Regions from separate parts of the Mus musculus genome. Here region 1 is linked to region 2. The links are chromatin loops, found by intact Hi-C in ENCODE. Cell type or tissue: left cerebral cortex. All regions are shown on one strand. Links, peaks and the distances in the headings refer to the core of each region. The heading gives the core; the rest is flanking DNA. Region 1 overlaps Banf2 (BANF family member 2). Region 2 overlaps Banf2os (a long non-coding RNA gene).

The links. Peaks named below come from ENCODE experiments on the same cell type or tissue, not always from the same donor. Only the 100,000 strongest peaks of a DNase experiment are listed, where the experiment ranks them.
Region 1: a loop joins it to region 2, with 2.6 times the contacts of the local background. A loop is called at or near these places in 2 of 42 quality-filtered maps.

What each region holds. Positions count from the first base shown.
Region 1 is chr2:144,048,258-144,058,456 of GRCm38, reverse strand. The region is part of intron 1 of Banf2 (BANF family member 2); the gene reads right to left. Among named protein-coding and RNA genes, the nearest start is that of Banf2, 20 kb to the right of the region's middle. In left cerebral cortex, for the core only: no CTCF peak of the experiment used is centred there; a DNase peak (open chromatin) is centred at 5,634.
Region 2 is chr2:144,115,291-144,125,489 of GRCm38, reverse strand. All of the region lies in intron 2 of Banf2os (a long non-coding RNA gene), which reads left to right. Among named protein-coding and RNA genes, the nearest start is that of Gm5535, 69 kb to the left of the region's middle. In left cerebral cortex, for the core only: no CTCF peak of the experiment used is centred there; a DNase peak (open chromatin) is centred at 5,085.

The DNA of each region.
Region 1 (10,199 bases), core at 923-8,922, 66 kb after region 2:
ACTGGCAAAGAATGACTTCAATCAGTTCAGACTTTAGATGCTCAGCAAGTCACTCACTTAAATAAAGACTAAGGAGGCAGTGATCCCTCCTCCAGGGTTCAGTTTATTTGTCTTGGAATCTGGATGGGCCTCCAAATCTTTCTAAACCGTCTTAATGGGAGCTGGGCATGGTGGCATGTTCCTTTAGTCTCAACACTCAGGAGACATTGCCAGGTGATGTTTGTGAGTTTGGTCTCCATAGAAAGATCCAGGATAGTGAGGGCAGCATACACACAAACACCAACCAAGCACCACCTGCCTCAACCAGCCAACCAAACAGCACCACCACCACCATCACCAAACAACAACAACACAACCAACAACAACCACACCCCCTTAGAGTGTGTCTGAGATTTGAGAACTACTTCTTTTTCTCAGAAACTTCTGAGACTGATGGACTCCAGCTGAGTCAGATTTTGTGCTGGGACTGGCATGTCTGTGTTGCCATATGGCACACTCAGCCCAGCTCTGCCGCAGTGTCATCTCAGCTACCGGGCACATCAGATCCTCATTAGCCACCAGTATGAAGACAATCAGTCTTCCACTCCCTGTGGCTCTGAACTCAGAGAACTCCAGAGCAGGCAGGCCTTAGGGACCACCTGATCCTTTCCTTTCCTTTCCTTCTGATCCTTTCCTTTTTCCTTTCCTTTTCCTTTCCTTTTCCTTTCCTTTCCCCCTTTCCTTTCCTTTCCTTTTTCCCTTTCCTTTCCCTTTCCTTTCCTTTTCCTTTCCTTTTCCTTTCCTTTTCCTTTCCTTTTCCTTTCCTTTTCCTTTCCTTTTCCTTTCCTTTTCCTTTCCTTTTCCTTTCCTTTTCCTTTCCTTTTCCTTTCCTTTTCCTTTCCTTTTCCTTTCCTTTTCCTTTCCTTTTCCTTTCCTTTTCCTTTCCTTTTCCTTTCCTTTCCTTTTCCTTTCCTTTTCCTTTCCTTTTCCTTTCCTTTTCCTTTCCTTTCCTCTCTCCCCTCCCCTCCCCTCCCCTCCCCTCCCCTCCCCTCTCCTCTCTCCTCTCTCCTCTCTCCTCTCTCCTCTCTCCTCTCTCCTCTCTCCTCTCTCCTCTCTCCTCTCTCCTCTCTCCTCTCTCCTCTCTCCTCTCTCCTCTCCCCTCCCCCTCTCCCCCTCCCCCTCTCCCCTTCCCCCTCTCCTCTTTCTCTTTCTCTCTCTTTCTTCCTTTCTTTTGAAATTCAAAAACATTTTAAAGGAAAATTTATCTAGGATGTATTTATGTAGTGTAATCAAAGCAGAATTACTCCACAATCTTGGGGATGAGGTGAGATCACTGGTACCAGGGAACATCCCCCTGGCCTCCTGTACTCCCCAAATCTGTCTCTGACTTATCCTACATCATCCCACCTATTGGGAAACAAAGGCTGAAGAACTGAATCCATGTGCTAGAGACTATGCACCTGTTGAGTAGCCTGACTTTCTGTCTCCCAATGGAGTATCCATTCTGGGGACATGCCCGTAGTCCCTGGGACAGTTCCAGTTGGACCTAAGATTGAGTACTTAGCCACCAGATACCATCAGAGCAGCTGCAAATGTCTCAGTATAACCTTGCCAAGGAAGACCCTCCTATTACAGGATGCTCCCTCAGTGGCTGGCTTTGAAACCACAAAGGATTGCTTGCAGAGGACCCACTGGCAAGGAATGACCTCAGTCAAGTCTAGCTTTAGATACTCAGCAAGTCTCCTGCCCAAATAGAGAATAAAGGAGTCACTGGGATTTAATTACAATCACCAAAAGAACTGCCTCCCCCTGAAAGTTCCAAGCCATTTAAAGGCCATTCTCAAAGGCTACATAATAGTTCTTAAACTAGAAACCATCACAAAAGCACACCCCTAGAAAAATGGGGTGAGATGGAGGAACTTCAAAAATGTCACGCAAATGCCTATCTGGGGTTTGGGGTACAAGCTCCAGGTGGGACATGATAGTAGGTGTGTCTACCCTGGCCCATAGGGCCACATGTACTGAGGACAGTTCTCGTTGTGGCCCAGGACCAAACCACAAACTTGTGTAAGGCAGTATGGGCTTTTTTGGTTGTTTTGTGTTTTTTGGTTTTGATTTTGTTTTGTTTTGGTTTGGTTTGTTTTGGTTTTGGTTTTGTTTTGGTTTGGTTTGGTTTTTTGGTCTTGATGGGGACTGAGGGACTTGATTGTGTGGTTTTTGAGCATGAACTTTGTAAATGACAGCATGTATCACAAGGTCAAAAGGTTGGAGCCAATGCTAAGAGGGACTCAAAATGGAACCTTTCCCAGGAACCACCAGTAGCTGAAAGTGAAGTTTGTGTTCTCTGAGAACTGTAAGAGGTGACGCAGAACGGACACTCGTTAGAGTACAACTGTTTTCTTGAAATGTGAATTGGAAAAGTGCAGTATTTCAACGAACTTTATATAGCCTATGATTTTAAGTGCATGTAATTAAGTTATGAAACCAAGCAAGGTATGTAAAGCCATCTAGTCTGTGTCCCTAAATGTCTATATATCCAAATGGATAAAAATCATCCTTATGAGGATTTACTCTCCAAAGAGTGAGAGATTATCTTATTTTCATGATTGTTGTTGGCCCCTATGGTATTGCCCAGACCAGGGGACTGAGATAGTAAAACTTGAACTTCCCATTTGACCTTGTAAGACCCATCCCACTCTGATGAGAGGGAAGGGTGTAAGATCCCTCCCCTCCCTGAGGAGCCACAGACAAGTTCATGGTTGCTGGGGAAGGGGCGTCATAGTCCTCAGTAGTGGTTGTTGTCCTTACTGAAGCAAACAGTTCTCTCACCCGTGCTCATGCAAGCAATGCTAATAAAGTGCAATGTGGGGAAGGAAGAAGAAATGACAGGGAATTTTGGGGGACATTGGTGGGAGGGAATAGAGTGGGGGAATAAGAACAGTTAATGGGGAGGGTATGATCAAAGTACTTTGCAAGTATGCATGAAACTGAGAGAATAGTGCAAAAATACTGTGCACAGTATATTTCTTATGGAATTTAGTACCAGGAAAAAGAGTGTACCTTTCTAAATAGGTGCATTATACCTTTATGATAAAAAGAGTTCACAACTTACATATGTTAAAAATTAAAAAATAAAATAATAATAATAATAGAGTTCAAAAGTGCTCTGTATGGGCCACTAGCAATAAATCTGATGACTGGATAACACAGGGAGCCCGGATCAGCATCCTCACCCTGCTGTTCTGGTTAATTCCTTTGCTCAATGACTTCATTTTCCATACTTCTTTTTATTAATTTAATATTTTAAATTCATTTATTCAGAGTGTGCATGCTCACTGCTCCTATCCACGTTCACCATTCCTTCCTTCCCTCCCTCCCTCCCTCCTTCCTTCCTCCTTTCCCCCCCCCCCTTTCTTGTTCCTTCTTCCCCCCCCTCCCCGAACCCCTGCCCTCTTCTTTTTCTTGAGACAGGACCCACCTTGCTAGGTAGCTAAGTAACCCACCTTGGGCTGTCATCAAACTCTCCATCCTCCTACCTTAGTCTCTGAGTGCTGGGGCCACAAGCATGCTTCATCATGACCAGCTCTACTCTTTATTGAATGCAGTGTTAGTATATAATAAGGTCTCAAAGATTCAGGGCCTGATAGCTCAGGGCTGTCCATCTCAGCTACTCTGAAGGCTGAGGTAGGAGGATCACAAACTCAAGGCCCACTGAATAACTCAATAAGGCTATTGTCGTGAAATAACAAGCAAAGTAGGACTGAGAACCTAGCTAAGTGATAGAATCCTTGCTGAACGAGCATATGGGAGGCCCTAAGTTTACTGTCCAGAAAAAAGAGGAGGGAGGGACGGACACACACACACACACACACACACACACACACACACACAGAGAGAGAGAGAGAGAGAGAGAGAGAGAGAGAGAGAGAGAGCTCGAAGTTGTGAAGAATGTGAACTCTCCTAAGGCAAGCACATTAGAGACATTATATCCAGTCTCTACCACAGAACAGTGCAGGGCCTATAGCCTTCAAGAAGGAAATGTGGGAATGGGAGCCGCAGGAGTGACCCCTGATGCAGTTGACCTGGAGCTTGGGGGCTCTCCCGCGCCCCCTCCACTGGAGTCTGAGGGAAAGCTGGCAGCCAGTCACTGCTTCCTGGGGCTCTAGACCCTTATCTCCACTCTTCAAGCTATGGCTTCTTCCTTCCCATAGTCAGGCTCTCATGGAGAAAGGATGAAAGGAGGGGTGATGTTTTCACTTCATTTTATTGCTGAGAGAAATCACTCCGACTTAGAGTCACTTGGGGAGGAAAGTGTTCCTTTGGTTGCCAGCTCCGGGTTCCAGGACATCCTTGAAAGAGGTCTGGACAGGATAAAGGATGCTGCTTTCTGCTTGTTTCTGGCTAGCTTTCTTAGGCAGCCCAAGACCACACCCTTCCTAGGAAAACTGCTCCTCCCACAGTGGGTGGGAACCTTTTAGTAAAGCCAGACTATTCCATTACAGACACTGTCCTCAGACCAACCAAATAAAGCCACTTACTCAACTCCTTTCAGTTGATCCTAGGCTGTGTCATGTTGGCAGTCGAGGCTAATGAGGACAGGCTATACACTATTTTCTGGATGCTGGGGTCTGAATATGAGGTGCTCAGAGTCTCGGGAGGCATGGCAAGGCTGCCTTCACACAACAGAAGGAAGCACCATCCTCGTGGCTTCCCAGAGCTCCCAGATGACTGCATTTTGTATAGTCAGCTCAAGGACTATGTCCAAGGCACACACTTCTCACTGCAGTATCGTGAAGCCAGCAGTAAAGACCCCACGTGACAAGGACAGCAGTCTTGGGAGGAAGAAGGGACAGATTCCCAAGTGCTCACTGGCATGCTGGTTTCAGCCATGCCTGAAGGCATCCACCCTTGGAATTCTCAATTATCTTAGGGAAAAAAAAATCAAAGTATTGCCCACTTTTGGGGATGACATTAGTTATTCAGCAAAGGACTCTACATAATAGACCTCCAAAGTTCACTTACTAGCTCACTCAATTCATTCAACAGAGACCTGGGGTGGGGCATTGGTTCCATGGCCTAGACCTTGGAAACAGAGAAAGTCACTATCTATGACCTGTGATGTTCACCTTTCAAATACCGAGGTGGCATTTGCTGTCCTTACCCTAAGTTTTCTTTCCACAGTGGAAAGCGAGATCTCTTATTCCTCTGCTAGTCCTCTGATGGCTTCCAAATATTCCTTCTACAGTAGATCTTTGTCTTGACGCTGGGTCTGCCAGCGATGACCAAGTAAATTCAACCAGCCCCAGGGGTTCAGTGAGCATCATCCACACTTAACAACGTAATCGATGAACTTGTTGGACAGGGCCTCCAGCTAAGGCTTCTCCACAGGCCCATCGTAGGACCCAGTGAAACTAACATCACCAAGGGTAAGGAAGGGCTCCCAACCTTGAGGCTCTGAAAAGTGGATACAAGTAAAGGCCGGAAACTTCAGACTTTGTTTCTGAAGATGACCGCTAAGTCCCGCTGGAGTGGCTGGGCTGGAGGGAGGAGCCCTGAGTTTGGCCCAAGCTCTGCCCATAGCCAGTTCACTAAGCATGAGCCAATCATCTGTGCTTCATCAAACCAGAATGCTAGGCGTATTGGAGCTCTGCTTGCTGGATCCTTGCCACGCTGGGCCTCTGTTCATTTACAGTCTTCAGATGGCACGAAGCTCAAACAGGCTCTGTTCTACCAGTTTCCAATCCAAACTGCTCTAAAAACCAGAGTGATCTATTTTCTTCTTTTTATTTTATTTTATTTTTTTGGCAAGGAGCACCTGCTTAGGAGCCAACCCTGGCCTGAATGGACATGAGGCTATTTATAGTTCCTATTATCCCATTTGGTGTGAGTATTTATACATTTCATCAAGAGAATATTAATGGGTTTGTTTACAGGGTGCTGGGCCAGACGCCACTGGGAATGTCTGGGAGACACAGAACAGGCACCAGATTATATTGCCTTCCTAATATTAAAAATGTCGGAATGCCTCAAAACTTCTACCCACTTCTCCAATGGTGAATAAGTCCTACAGATCTACACCAAGGTAGTGTGTAGCCAAGGCACCTGCAAAAGTTCCCAGGAATAATTAATGGCTCTCAAAGCCTGCCTATGCCCAGTCTCATCCATGGCCATAAATCTCCCTCCACACATTCAGAATCAGATTGTACAATTATGTACTAGGTCATTTTAGTCATCAGTGGACATTATGGATGACAAGGGCCTGGGATTACAATGGAGTTGACACTCCCTATGACCTAGAGTCATCCCATAACTCGGTGCAATGTTTGCAGCATAGACCAGCATATTGATGACTGTTTAGCATTGGAGCAGGGAGACAGCTCAGTTGCTAAAGTGCATGCCATGTCCCCATGGGTCTGCGTCCCCAGTAACCACGTAAAAAGGTCAGGGTGGTGACACATACCTATGATGCCTGCCCTGGGAAGGCTATCACAAGAGGTTCGCTGGGACTCACTAGCCACTCATTACAGCCAAGGAGAGAGCTTCAGGTTCAATGAGAGACCCTGTGTATTAGATGCCTTGTTGATGTGATAAAAATATTTGAAAAGAAACAACTCAGAAAAGAGGGGCTAGTTTTGGGCTCACGGTTCAAGAGTGAAGTTTTTCATGGTGACAGGAGCTTGAGACAGCTGTCGCATCGTATCAGCAGTCAGGAAACAGAGAGGGTGGATACCCCTGCTTAGTGCACTTTACTTGGTCTAAGACACCAGCGCATGGGAGGCCCATTACCAACGTTTAGGATGGGTCTTCCTAGCTCAGATAACCTAATCGCAGAAACACCCAGAGGTTTGTTTCCCTGGTGATTATAAATCTCATCAAGTTGACAGTGAGGATTAATCATCTTCTGCTGAAAAATTAAAGTGGAGAGCCAGAAAGATGGCTCGGCGGGGAAAGGTCCTTCCCGAACAAGCTTGGTGACCTGGATTTGAGTCCCAGAAGAACCCACATAAAGACAGAATGAGAGAACCAACCCCAAGAGCTGTCCTCTGACCTCTGCATGCATACCGCCTCACGTACACACACACACACACACACACACACACACACGAACATTTTTAAACAGATAAAGAGCAATCAAGACTCTTGACATCAACCTCTGACCTCCACGCTCATGCAGAAGTACACACATATGCACAGATCCACACATACAAACATACACCCCTGCCTCCAAAGTTCAATATGTACAATTATCAATTATGTATAGGACTTGATAATGATAATCAATCTTATGTTACTAGCCTATATATTTATGATATTGTACTTTTATCATTATTTTTGCTTACAAAAGTTTAGTGTGAAAAAGTGTGCCACAGACTAAAGCTTGGGTGCGTTTTGAATGTCCCCCAGGGACCGTAAGTGATTGACAGCTCCCTTCTCAGGATGTGGTCTAGTGGGTCACTAGTTCTCACAAGACTCCTTGGTAGTTCTCAGGGAGTCTTGCTATAAAAAGTGCTGTCTTGACCCGATTATCTCGTGACAATCCTCTCTGTCCCTGCCACCATGTGTCTTGCACGGTGGCATCACACCAGACCGAGTGCCCTGTGATTTTTGGACTTTTAGTCACCAAATCTGTGTGCTTTCTAAAACCCCTTATTCTACTGACTTAGTTGCCTGGGACATTTTGTTGCAGTAATTCAAAGGTTCACACCTGACCTGACAGCTTTACATAGCCCAGCACCTTGTCTCTTGATGGCAGCAGGCGGCCATGCCATGTGACTGACCCAGACCTTTTAGGCATGTCTAAGTATGCTCTCTGATGTTCACACAGCCATGGACCCAGTGTGTGTCTCAGCACACATCCCTAGCCTTAAGCGACCCATGCCTGCAATCTTTCAGCTTCTGTAAAGTCCTGCCTAGCCTACGGTACCTTTACTCTAGCTGTGACTGGTCCCGAGTCATATCTGTCCTTCCTGAAAACGTTCCCTTCCTTTGGGGCCCCATTATATGCAAAAGATTGAGAGCAGATCTAGTAACAGTCATGTGGAGAGCAGATGAGAGAAGGCTGTAGCCCAGCAGTACAGTGATTGACAGCCAGCATCAGGAACTGCAGCTTTGGACTGAGATCACATAACTTGATGTAGTGGTTACGAAAAATGTGGCAACGACCCAAAATCAGACACACAATGAACCCAAGGTGTTTCTGCCAGTGTGACTTGTGCTGTATCACGTGGTTCCTCACAATACACAGCACACATGGTGTAGTGCACATACCAACACATGTGACACCAACAAGGACTGCCTGAAACACCTCGGGTGAGGCTCAGGACTCCTGTGAGCTGTGAGTTCCAGTCTTCCTACTGAGGCAGAAAAACTTTTCTTATAGTTTAACTATGGAAAACAAAGGCTTAGTAGTTTGCTCTTCCTTGCTCAACATTTAAGTATCACATTAGTTCATCTTTGGGTTGTTCTGTAAGAGAACTTTTTTAATTTTTAAATTTTTATTTTTAAATTTAAAAATTTTTATTATTACAAATTTTACACATGAGTACTATATTTACATAATTTCCACATATATATGGTTACCTCAAGATCTATCTCATATCTATCTATCTATCTATCTATCTGTCTGTCTGTCTGTCTGTCTGTCTGTCTGTCTGTCTGATAGTAACCTATCAGGGGATTTGTCCCTAAAGAAGACGTATTCTCCTTCTCTTATCAGCCATTGATTGTTTGGAAGTAGCTCTTCATCTAGAGGTGGGCCTGTGTGAGGTTGTCCCTGTCCATACCAGCATGTCAACTGATGTCATTGCTCAGGCCTTGTTTAGGTGAGCATATGGTTGTGATGTCATGTATATCATTCCCTGTCATATATAGAAGACACTATCTCACAGCAAATGTCCTGGTCCTCTAGCTCTTACAATCTTTCTTTCTACCTGTCTTCAATTTCCCCTGATTCTCAGGGTAGGGGTTGGGCTCTAGATGCAGTTGTGAATCTCTGTCCTAGGCTCCACCTATTACAAAAAGACGTTTCTTTGATGAGAGGTGATAGCCACACTTATCTGGGTAGAAGGATAAGTATTTAGAATACAGCTAGAAATTATATTGCTTTAGGAAAAGGGCAGCGGCAGTAGGTTCTCCTCTCAGCCTATGGCCTCTCCAGGTATGGATAATTGGCTGATGAAGTCTCCTCGACTGAGAGAGCCTTAAGTCTAATTAGACAATTGTTGGTTACCCCAAGATAAAAAATGCCACTATTGCACCACAGGGGCTACCTTGCCAGGCTGGTAACTGTAGTGGTTCCCAGGATTTACAGCTTTTTTCTCTTGGCAGTTTTCACAACACCTTCTGATACTATGAGAGCCAGTCTGCAGGTAGCCCCAACTGGATTTCTCCAAGACCTGCATCCAAAGTGTTCAATGTCTTCAGTAATAGGCTTTTACTTTCAAGTTAAGGAAGGCAACCGAGGGCAACGGCAATCATCTGTACTGTTTGGAGAGGGTTATTGTGCCACCCTGGTCAATAACTCCTGTTAGCACTGGGGTTTTGGTAGGTAGTCTATAGGGGTTTGTTTTTTTTTTTTTTGGCAGGGGTGGGGGAGATTACCATCCCATAAAATACAACTCTGTGTGGGAATACTTTAAGAATTGATATTTGAATTGCCTAGTTTTTTTTCATACACATAAAAAAATTGTTCAATGAATGTTAGCTTGGGATGAGGACAGAGTTTCTAACAGTTTCTGAGATGGTCCTAAGCATGCTTCTGCCATTTGTATTACATATTTATGTGAAGAGGAAATATCAGCACTGGTAATTATAAAGTCAAAATATGAGTCAATTCTGAAAAATGGTGAAGATGTTCTACATCCTGCAGAGTCAGATTTGGCTGACTTCATTTGTTCTTTCTTCATTTGTCTTGGAGTGTATATTCGTGCACACACATGATATGTGTGCCTGCTTGTGTGTACCTGTGCGTGTTTGTTTGAGTGCCTGAGTGAGTGCACCACAGCACACACGTGGAGGTCAGAGGACAATCTCTAATGTCTGTCCTCACTTTTGACCCTGTCTCAGGGTATCTTGCTGCTGCCTGCCAAGTTGCCTGACCTTAGAGTTTCCAAGAATTCTCCACTTTGCCTCCTATCTTGCCACAAGGTTGATGGCACTACAGATGCATGTTACTGTGAGCATCTTTTACATGGGTTCTGGGGATCTGAACTCATGACTTC
Region 2 (10,199 bases), core at 1,571-9,570:
AGGGCTATTCAAGGAAGAAACCCTATCTCAAAAACAAACAAACAAACAAACAAAGAAACAAACAAAGAAACAAACCAACAAAAAGAATCAGGCTGCAGTTGGCCAGGTATGGTGGCATGTACCTTAAATTCTAGCACTTAGAGGCAGAGGTAGGAAGCCAGCTGGCCTGCTATGCATATGTGTCCATGTGTCCATGTGTCCTTCCTTCCTTCCTTCCTTCCTTCCTTCCTTCCTTCCTTCCTTCATCTCTCTCTCTTTCTCTCTCTCTCCCTCTCCCCCTCCTTCCCTTCCCTCCCTTCCTTCCTTCCTTCCTTCCTTCCTTCCTTCCTTCCTTCCTTCCTCTCTCTCTCTCTCTCTCCCTCTCCCCCTCCTTCCCACTCTCCCTCCCTCCCTCTCTCCCTCCCTCCCTCCCTCCCTTCCTTCCTTCCTTCCTTCCTTCCTTCCTTCCTCTAAACCTCTTTGAAACAAGGTCAGTGCCTTGTTTATTTCTGTCTCCTGCCCTTGCTATAAGTTGTTGTTGCATAAACCTGCAGAAAGTTGCACTGTGATCTTCCCAGCTCATCTTACAGAGGCTCCTCACTCTGCCATCCCCACACTTGCTTCCATATGGTTTGTTGTCTCTGGTAGCTCCTTCAGGCATGACATCCACCTCATAGTTAGCCACTGATTTCCAGTTCTTGACCAGAACCTGGTGCTCTGCAAGTTCCCTCTTAGTAACACTTATACATCATGTTCATTTTGGGGGCTCCAACTTTCAGAAGCCTCTCTGCCCACCAGAAGCTCATTGTCTGACTCCCCTGACTGCTTGACACACAGAGTGCAAGGCAGGTAGTCTGGGACACAACCCCAGAGATACTTGTAGGAGAGAAGCAGGGAAGCGGGGTTAGTAGCAGACAGAGGTTCAGCTGCTGCTGTGGGTGACATGAGCTTCATAAGACAGAAATATCCTTGGAAAAGGTGTAAATCACCCTCCTTACAGTCATCCCCGACAAAGCCAGGGCATCAGTGTTAGTCAGGATTCACTAGAGGGATAGAACTGACCGGGTGAGTAGACATTACCAATTCAATTCGCTTATGTGATAGTGGGTAGGTAGTTACAATGGCTGACTTCACGCTGGAGAGGCTGAGAACCCAGTAGCTGGACAGTTCATGAGGTTAGATGCCCCAGCAGTTCCAGTGATGCTGAACACTGAATGGTTTCTGGAGAGTCACTGTTGAGAGCCTGAAGAAGCTGGAGTCTGATGTTTTCTGAGGTTGGCAGCAGCAGCAGCAGAGTAGATGCATTCACTATCAAGAAGCAAAGGCTGGCTAGCAATACTGTCATCCCCCCCCCCCCCCCACTTCCCCTGGCCCTGGCCCTGCCTTAGGACCTCTTAATTTCTGGATTGCTGTGAGAAGGTGCTGCCACTCAGTTAATCCTTCTTAGAACCACAAACTCACCTCCAAAGGCATATCCAATCAGATGGACAGTCAAGATTATCCATTATACCAACACCTTTGCAGTCGTTGGCTGGGGATTCCTCTTGGGAGAAACAGATACTTTAGTATTCCCAATCCTAAATTTGCAGACAGTCTTCTGTGGTGTGATGAGAAAGCCCTAGGAAGAGGCAGCTGGAACTTGGCAGGAAGTCAGTGAAATGGCAGAACGGATGGAGAGGAGTGAGCTCCAAGAACCTCTACCCCTGATCTTGCATGTGCTGTGATATCTGGAGATGAGCATCTCTTTTGTGACTCTGAGTGATAAGCAAGAAGATGGTAAACCAACACACAGAAGCTGGTGCTGTGGGGTTGATAGGAGGGAGCAGGAGGGGGGTAACCATGGTTCTTAGTGTCACTGGCAGCTACACTAAACTGAGCCACATTCCTAGTGCATGAAATAACTGTGTCTGTAATTCTCCAAGCCACTGTTACTGCGGTGTCCTGTTACGTGTTGTTAAGTGAATTCTGCTGGAAACAGAGCTATGGAATGAAGAGTTGGGAAAGTCAGCCCAAGCAGCTTAGTAGACTCCGACACACCCGCCGTCTCAATGTTTGCTTCAAGGGAAGTTGAGATGAGATTCTAAGTAAATGCTTGTTAATAGACAGCTGAAACGGTAACAGGCTAGGTACCACCAGTGCAGGGTGCGCCAATTTCCACGTGTTAAGGAATTCAGTTCTTATCCCTTTGGCTAATGACCATGTACTTTGGGTCTCCTTTTGTCATCTGATTCCACATTAAGACACCATCTGACATTAATTGTTGGTTTCTCAGATCCTCTGCTATTCTGGAATGGCTCAAAGGTCACTAATAAAGTCTTTTGGCCAATTTATTAATAGTCACAGCTATTTTTACTTCTGCTTGTTGCGGTGCAACACTGTGTAGTACTGGAAGCATAGGGACGCTGTTTTCCTTTGGTGTCTTTTGTAGGAGCTGGGTGGGGGAAAGGGTTATACAGGACGTCTTGGCATCACCAGGATAAGTAGCTTCGGGGCTGGGCACAACTGCAAATTGCCTCCTTGTCAAGATCCCTTTGACAAGGGAGAAGGCAAGTGTGAGAAATCCAATTCAAGCACACAGGGAATTCGTTGACTCCAGTGATAAGACTCCAGCAATAACGCTCACGCAAAGCTGGCTCCAGCGGCTCTGGTGGGGCACGCACCCTCTCTGCTCTGCGTTCCTCCCCTTTGCTCTTGGTTTCTTTCCACTTCTCTCTCTCTCTGTTTTCTCCTTCTCATGTGCACACACACACAAACCTCATCCTACCTTGCTTCTATTTACCTTTATTCCACTCTATTCCCATGCCATGCAAAATGGCAGCCACGCTTCTGGTTGTTTCCACGTTTTCTGGGTAGCCTTTCCGCGATCCTCTAGCAACTTCACAAGGTCCCAGATTGGGCTTCCCTGAGTCAATCATAGTGATCAAGAAGATAGAAGATTCTGATTGGTTGCCCTGGGTCAATGCCTGTAGCAGTGGGTCAGTCAGGAGAAAGATAGTGGCTAGAAGGGAGTCATGGGTGGAGGAACATCCAGAGCAGTCAACAGAAGGTGGACACGGATGCATGTGGAGTGACTGCCGCTGCCACTACCGTCTCAGACCCACAGATCCAAATTGGACAGCTAGAAGTTCGGCCCCCAAAGCAACCAGCATGTTTAACCCTCTGACCCCTCTGTGAGGAAAGGGACAAACATGTAGCCGGTTGAGACTATTTCGGAGACAACGTCTGGGCACTGGCTCTTTGAGAGACACACCCAGGGCATGGGGCTGAATCCGTGAAACGGGGAAGGAGCACTGATAAAGGGGGCATGTTAGGAAATCAGGAAACGGGACTCCCGTGCCCCTCCCCCAGACCTTCTGAGAAGTGACACCAAATTGTATGATTCCAAACCAGGTGTGGTAGCGCACACCTGTCGTCAGCGCCGAAGCATCGGGAAGAGTTCAAGGCCCACCTGGGCTGTTTGGAGGCTATCCCAGGAGTCATTTGTGGCCCATCTGACTTGGATGAGTGTGAAGGGGGACACAGCGACTACTCTCAGACAGAGAGATAGATGCAAGAGTTCAAGAGGCAGCTGTGGGTAACGCCTGGCCTGGCTTCTGATGTTATAAAAGATCCCAGAGCTGGCCTAGGCCTCGTGACTTTCTGCAGTCACCCGTTAATTGCTACCTGTGCGTTTGGCTCAACCCTTACCAGTGGGGCACGCAGCAGCCCCAAAGGCTTCGGGGCTTTCATACCTTACAGGTTCTGGCTACACGGACTGGACTGACTGATTTGTTAACAGAAAAGATTTTGTTTCCAGGACTGTGGATTCTATGAAACTCCCACCTGAACCCTGCTGAGAAGTTCTTGCTAAGTTGCTTAACTCACTTGCCCGAATGAAAGAGCTGGGCAGTTCTCCGGATAGTTAAAACCTTTAAGACTCTTCAGAAATAGACACAGGGTGAGGTAAACCAGAGCCCGATGCACCGGAATGTTCTTCAGATCAACTTTTGCCTGTGGAACTCATGATAGAGAAGCATTTCCTGTTATAAATGGAAGCCTGGCTATAGTGGGGCCACTTTGCCAACCCCCAACAAACAGCCAACAGCCTCTCATGCAAGCCAGCCTCTTCATTTTTCAGATGTCAAAGGGGGAGAGAGATATCTTTTCACAGGCATGAATGCTTCCAAACATCAGTTCTTGAAAATCAAAGGACTGGAGAGGGCTTTGACTTTTTTGCTCTCAAGTGGGCAGAGCGGAAACCTTGTTGCAGGATGGACCAGGACAAATGGTTGTTGAGCTCAGATGTGTATTGATCTGGCAAAAAGACAACTGAAGCTTTCCACCCGCTGCAGAGATATTCCTGATGCAGCTGTGTGGCCATGGGCAAATCAATTACCCTCTCTGGGATCCAGGTGTTTGCTTAGAATTGTGAGGATTAATCAAGTGGTTGACTTGAGGTCCTGATGCTGCCCCTGTCTTCTCCATGGTCAATTACACAGTGATGCCACCTTCCCCAGAATTCTTAACACAATTATCCAGGAAGTCACTAGGGGAGCAACATGAGCTGGCAGGAGAATTGAAATCTGAGTGTCATCCTTTAGCCCTAAATTGTCTTTTGTGAATGTGCAAACTGCAGGGCTATAAACTATACCCATCAGTCAAATCTGAACTTGCTTGGTCACTGGGGCACCTCTGCTTGTTCATGTCAATAAAGTTTTATTAGAATGGTCAGATTACATTTCCATGCTGCATGAAATGCTAGTTTTGAGCTGCAGTGGCAGAGGAGGATCGTGGTTGGGGCGGAGACCCTTCTCTTTGGCCTGAAGAGGCTGAATATTCACTGCCAGATCCTGTACAAGGAAAGCTTGCCACCTTGGATATAAATCTCTTTCCCTGGCTCCAGCCTTTCCTTCAGGCCACAATGAGGCTCTTCTTCTTTGTGCCTGAGATCTTTGGAGCTGAGCAATGCCCCAAGGGCTTATGGGCTCTTGGCATTCTTGAGTTGAGAGGAGGGAAAGAGAAATGCCAGGAGAGAAAATAGGAGGAATGAAAATGTTGTTGGAAAAGGGTGGGAAGAAGATGGTGGGGGTGGGGCCTCCTCTGTGTTGCGTCGGCAGGGTTATGCTTGGGTTTAGAGATCTGCTCAGTCTGGCCTGATGCCCAGGCTGGGACTCAGCCACCTCTCTCAGCTCTGAGTTCCAGGAACCCGGCCTAGCAGGCCCCCTCTGGCTACCATGGAACTTCGATGTGGAAAGCCCTTGTATTTTTTCCTGATGGAAATGACAGCCTTTTCCTGGTCTCTAGAAAACTACAAACTCCAACATGAGCAGGCGGGTGCCTTTGCTGGTATCTAGCTGTTGCTCCTAAAGCCATTTGCTGGAGGACCATATTTGGCTTATTCCCTGTGGGGTCCATCCCTTGTCCAGATGAATGCTGTAGCCTTCTGTGGCGAATAACACACACACCCACACACACCCAAATCCCTCTTTTCCAGAGACATCAAGCATCCTTTTTTAAGATCTGTGTGTTCTGCTGCCCAGGGCTCATACTCAGGACTTGCTTGGTCACTGGGGCACCTGGGTAGTCAGTCCATAGTCAATGACTAATATGGAGAGGACCAAAGGCCAGCTTCCATTGTCTGGGGATGCTGTCCCGCCTTGAGCTCCCTGAAGGAGCATGGGCAGGGACTTCAAGTTTAAATATACACAATGCAGAGGATCACTAAGTCCTGTCTAGCTTGGATGATACAAATTACTTTTTTGGCTTGAGGTGGTGTGGTGGTTTGAGTGAGGATGGCCTTCATAGGCTCGTCTATTTGAGTGTTTGGTCCCCAGCTGAACTGCTTAGGAAGGATTAGGAGGCGTTGCCTTGTTAGAGGAGCTATGACAGTGGGAGTGGGCTTTGAGGTTTCACAAACCCTCACAGTGCCCATTTTTGCTCTTGCTGCCTGTAGATGAAGATGTGACTTCTTAGCTACGACTTCAGAGCCATGACTAGCTGCTTGCCACCACACTCCCCTCCACGATGGGCATGGGCTAACACTCTGAAGCTGTAAGCAAGCTCCCAAGGAAATGTTTCCTTTATATGTTGCCTTGACCATGGTGTCTCTTCACAGCAATAGAACAGTAACTAGGATTGTTTTTCTTGTGTTTCTGACAGAGTCTCATTCTGTAGTCCAGGCCAGCTTCAAACATACCATCCTTCTGTCTCAGTCTTTTGAGTCCTTGTAACAAAACCATGTAGCACCACACCTGACTGGTCAGTTTTAAATGAAGAGTATACTATGGTTTGAAAGGACTGTCTAATCTCAAGTTAGAAATTAAAATTAAAATTTAAATTTAAATTAAATTACCCTTGTAGCAACACTGATGAGAGGGTCCCTGTGATGGTTTGTATATGTTTGGCCCAGGGAGTGGCACTATTTGGAGGTGTGGCCTTCTTGGAGTAGGTGTGTCACTGTGGGAGTGGACTTTAATACCCTAGTCCTAGCTGCCTGGAAGCCAGTATTCTGCTAGCAGCCTTCAGATGAAGATGTAGAACTCTCAATTTGTCCTGCACCATGCCTGCCTGGATGCTGCCATGATCCTGCCTTGATGATAATGGACTGAACCTCTGAACCTGAACCTCTGAACCTGTAAGCCAGCCCCAGTTAAATGTTGTCCTTATAAGAGTTGCCTTGGTCATGGTGTCTGTTCACAGCAGTAAAGCCCTAACTAAGACAGTCCCTAAGAAGTGATAAATTACTTATAACTGTGGAACTAAGGTCCTGATTTTAAAAATAATAATAAGTAATACAGTTGAGCCTGATCCCAGGCACCTTGCCACTGGGAACCCCTTTTTAAACTGAGGCAGAGAGAAGGCAGGGTAGGAAAACTCTGAGGACCTAGCTCATAACTCATTCCCAGGGTGTCCGGAGGTGAGGGAGGGCGGTGGGAGAGGCTGAAGGTTCCTGAAGAAGCAGTCCATGGTGTGTTCAGTTCCTATGATCACATGACTAAAGATCTGGTAGGTGTGGCCCCTGTGCATGTCAGAAGTCTGGGGTAGGGTTCTCTGAACAGTAGTCCGGATGTATGCAGACAGCAGTCAATCTGTAGAATCTAGGGAGAATGTACTCTCTGGTCTTCTCAGGCTTCTGGGGGCCAGCTTCTGCCTGGGCTCAGCCATCGTATCCCCATTTCTGCCCCTCCCCTCCCTAACAGACAACCTTCATCTGACCTTGGGCAAGCCTCCATAATCCAGGATCATCACCCCATCTGGGAGCCTTCCTTTATGCACATCTGCCAGGCCCCCTTTCCCATATAAGCTGGCTTAGTCACAGGTCCCAGAGATCAGCACACAGACGTGTGGGAGGGAGGTGGGACTCTGCCCACACATTCAGCAGAGCTGGGCATCAGGCTTTGGCCTATTTAGGTCCATGCAGAAGGCTGGGGCACCATGGATACAGCCATTTTCCTAGACTGGCAGCTGAAACCGTCCCCTCTGTCCTCTCTTCTCTGTCCAGCATCCCTCCTGATCCACTGCTCCTGGCACACTGCCTCAATAAATGACTCGTACCAAATAGTAAGGGACAGCCTGGGATGATGTGTGCTCCCCAGTGTCCCAGCACCCTGGTCTATTCCTTACCTGGAATGACAGGCTGGGACTATGGATGCTCTTCAGATAAGGGGACGTTGGCTAGTGACTGCGAGGGTTTAAATAAAGCTGGCTGTGGGGCAGAGAAAGTTTAGTAGGGGTCTACAAAACCCTGTAGGAATCCTGTGGAAACCTAAGGATTTCTAGTGCTGCAAAGAGACACAGTGACTACTGTATCCATCTGTCTGTCTGTCTACCTATCATCTGTCTGTCTGTCTACCTATCTATCTATCATCTGTCTGTCTGTCTGTCTGTCTACCTATCATATGTCTGTCTGTCTATCTATTATCACTCATCTATCTATCTATTATCACTCATCTATCTACCTATCATCTATTATCTATCATCTATCTATCTATCTATCTATCTATCTATCTATCTATCTATCATCTATTATCTATCATCTATCTATTATCACCTATCATCTATCTATCTACTATCTATGTATCTATCTATCTATCATCTATCAATTATTTATCTTCTATCTATCTATCTATCTATCTATCTATCTATCTATGTATCTATCTATATCATTTTTGTGCTTTGAGACAGGTTTCTCTGTGTAACTCTGACTGTCCTGGAATCCACTTTATAGACCAGGCTGGTCTTAAACTCAGAGATCTGCAGGCCTCTGCCTCCTAAGTGCTGGGATTAAAGGCAAACACCACCACATGGCAGCTCTTTTTTGTTTGTTTATTTGTTTGTTTGTTTGTTTTTAAACTTGACAACTCTTATAAAGGACAACATTTAATTGGGGCTGGCTTACAGTTCAGAGGTTCAGTCCATTATCATCATGGTAGAAAGCATGGCAGCGTGCAGGCAGACATGGTGCTGGAGGAGCTGAGAGTTCTACAGCTGGATCCTCAGGCAACTGGAAGAGAACAGGCTTGAGCTTTTGAGACCTCAAAGCCTACCCCGATAGTGACACAGTTTCTCTGACAAAGGCACACCTCCTAATAGTGCCACTCCCTATGAAACAAGTATTCAAACACATGAGTCTATGGGCCATACCCATTCAAACCACCACAAGCTCTGAGGCCTTAAGGCCAGAGATCCCATAGTCTCCCAGCTCCAGGCTTGCCTTAGCATCTGCCTCCTGCTTGGTTCCTAGCCAAAAGCAGTGAGCAGGGAGCACAGTCTGCCTGCAATCATGGCACCAGTCACAGTCCCAAGTGTGGAGGCCTCCTGCCCACTGCAGAAGGGTATGATCATTGGGTGCAGAATTCGATCTCTTTTGCTGATGGGCTTTGAAATTCCTGGGACGATTTCAGCAAGGAAGCAATGTGGTCCAATGATCCTTGAAGCAGTCTTTGTGGCTGCTGGTGGGAAGCACAGTGGTGGGTTGAGAGGGCTAGGAGCCTAAGGGGTAGGGGGAGGCTGCAGTATTATTCCCAGTAGAGAGGGTGATGGCTTGGCTGGCCCCACTCCTGCCCCTATAAAGAATGTTCCCATTGAACAGAGCAGGAGACTGGGGCTCAATTTCTGGCCTCACAGTTCCAATATCAGACACGTCCTCACCTTGTGGAGGCTGTCCTTTCTTGCCTAGGCATTGCCCCCTCTCCCTCCAGTCAGTACTTACATCAGAGCTGAGTTCTGCCTCAGCGCTCTTCCCAGAAGTACAGGACTCTGTTCTAGAGACATCCTGGCACCTCTGGGTAGAAGTGCCAATCCAGGGCCTTCTGTGGCTCTAGTGAGTCAAAAGCTCGGCTGGAGAATGGGATCTGGGTGTAAGCCCAGGTTTGATAAGCCCTGGTCTATACACATTGCTGTCACCTGGGTAATTCTTTAAAAATCCCAGGAGACTTGGCTCCCTCCCCTGCCTGCACACCTGAGCAATCAAATCAAGGTCTTCGGGTAAAACCATTTCTGCCCCTTCTTAGTTTCTCAGGTGGTTCCAGTGTGCAGCCAAGACAAACTGTTCTTGTTGGGGACAGGGCCCTGTGTTTGACTGGCACGTGATTCATTCCACTACAGAGACCTTGAACTATCCACATGATGTTAGTGGGGTCATGAGATGCAGCGCCTATGTGGTTTTTGTTATTATTTTCTGAGACAGGGTTTCTTAGAACCCTGTTCAGTAGCCCTGGCTGTCCTGGGACTCACTTTGTAGATCAGTCTGGCCTTGAACGACAGAGATCTGTCTGCCTCTGCTTCCTGAGTGCTGGGACTAAAGGTATGCACCACCACTGCCCAGCAAACCTAACGTGTTCATTGGGTAACAGCAAGCAAGCTGTGCTCTGTAGGTTTCCATGTGTGGAGGGAGGCAGGATGCAGACAACAAAGACTCCTGGACAGGTTTTAAAAGATAAGCCACTAGTTGAAGTTGCTGCTTGTGAAGAGCGAGCATGGTCAGCCTGACCGTGGGATTAGCAATGGCCTCGGTATGGCTTTCTGACCTACCACCCAACAGTACCTTGACCCTTTGCTGATCCAATGGCCTGAAAATGGGCAGCCTTCAAAGAATGCTGGGTCAAGGGCTGGAGGCTGGCCAGGTCTCAGGGGAACACTGTCCCTTCCCACTGCCCATGGTTGGGGAAAGAGGGAAAGGGGACTGGTGGTGAGCACTGGGGTCAAGGATGGTAGATCCGGCCACTCCTGTCCTCCCAGTG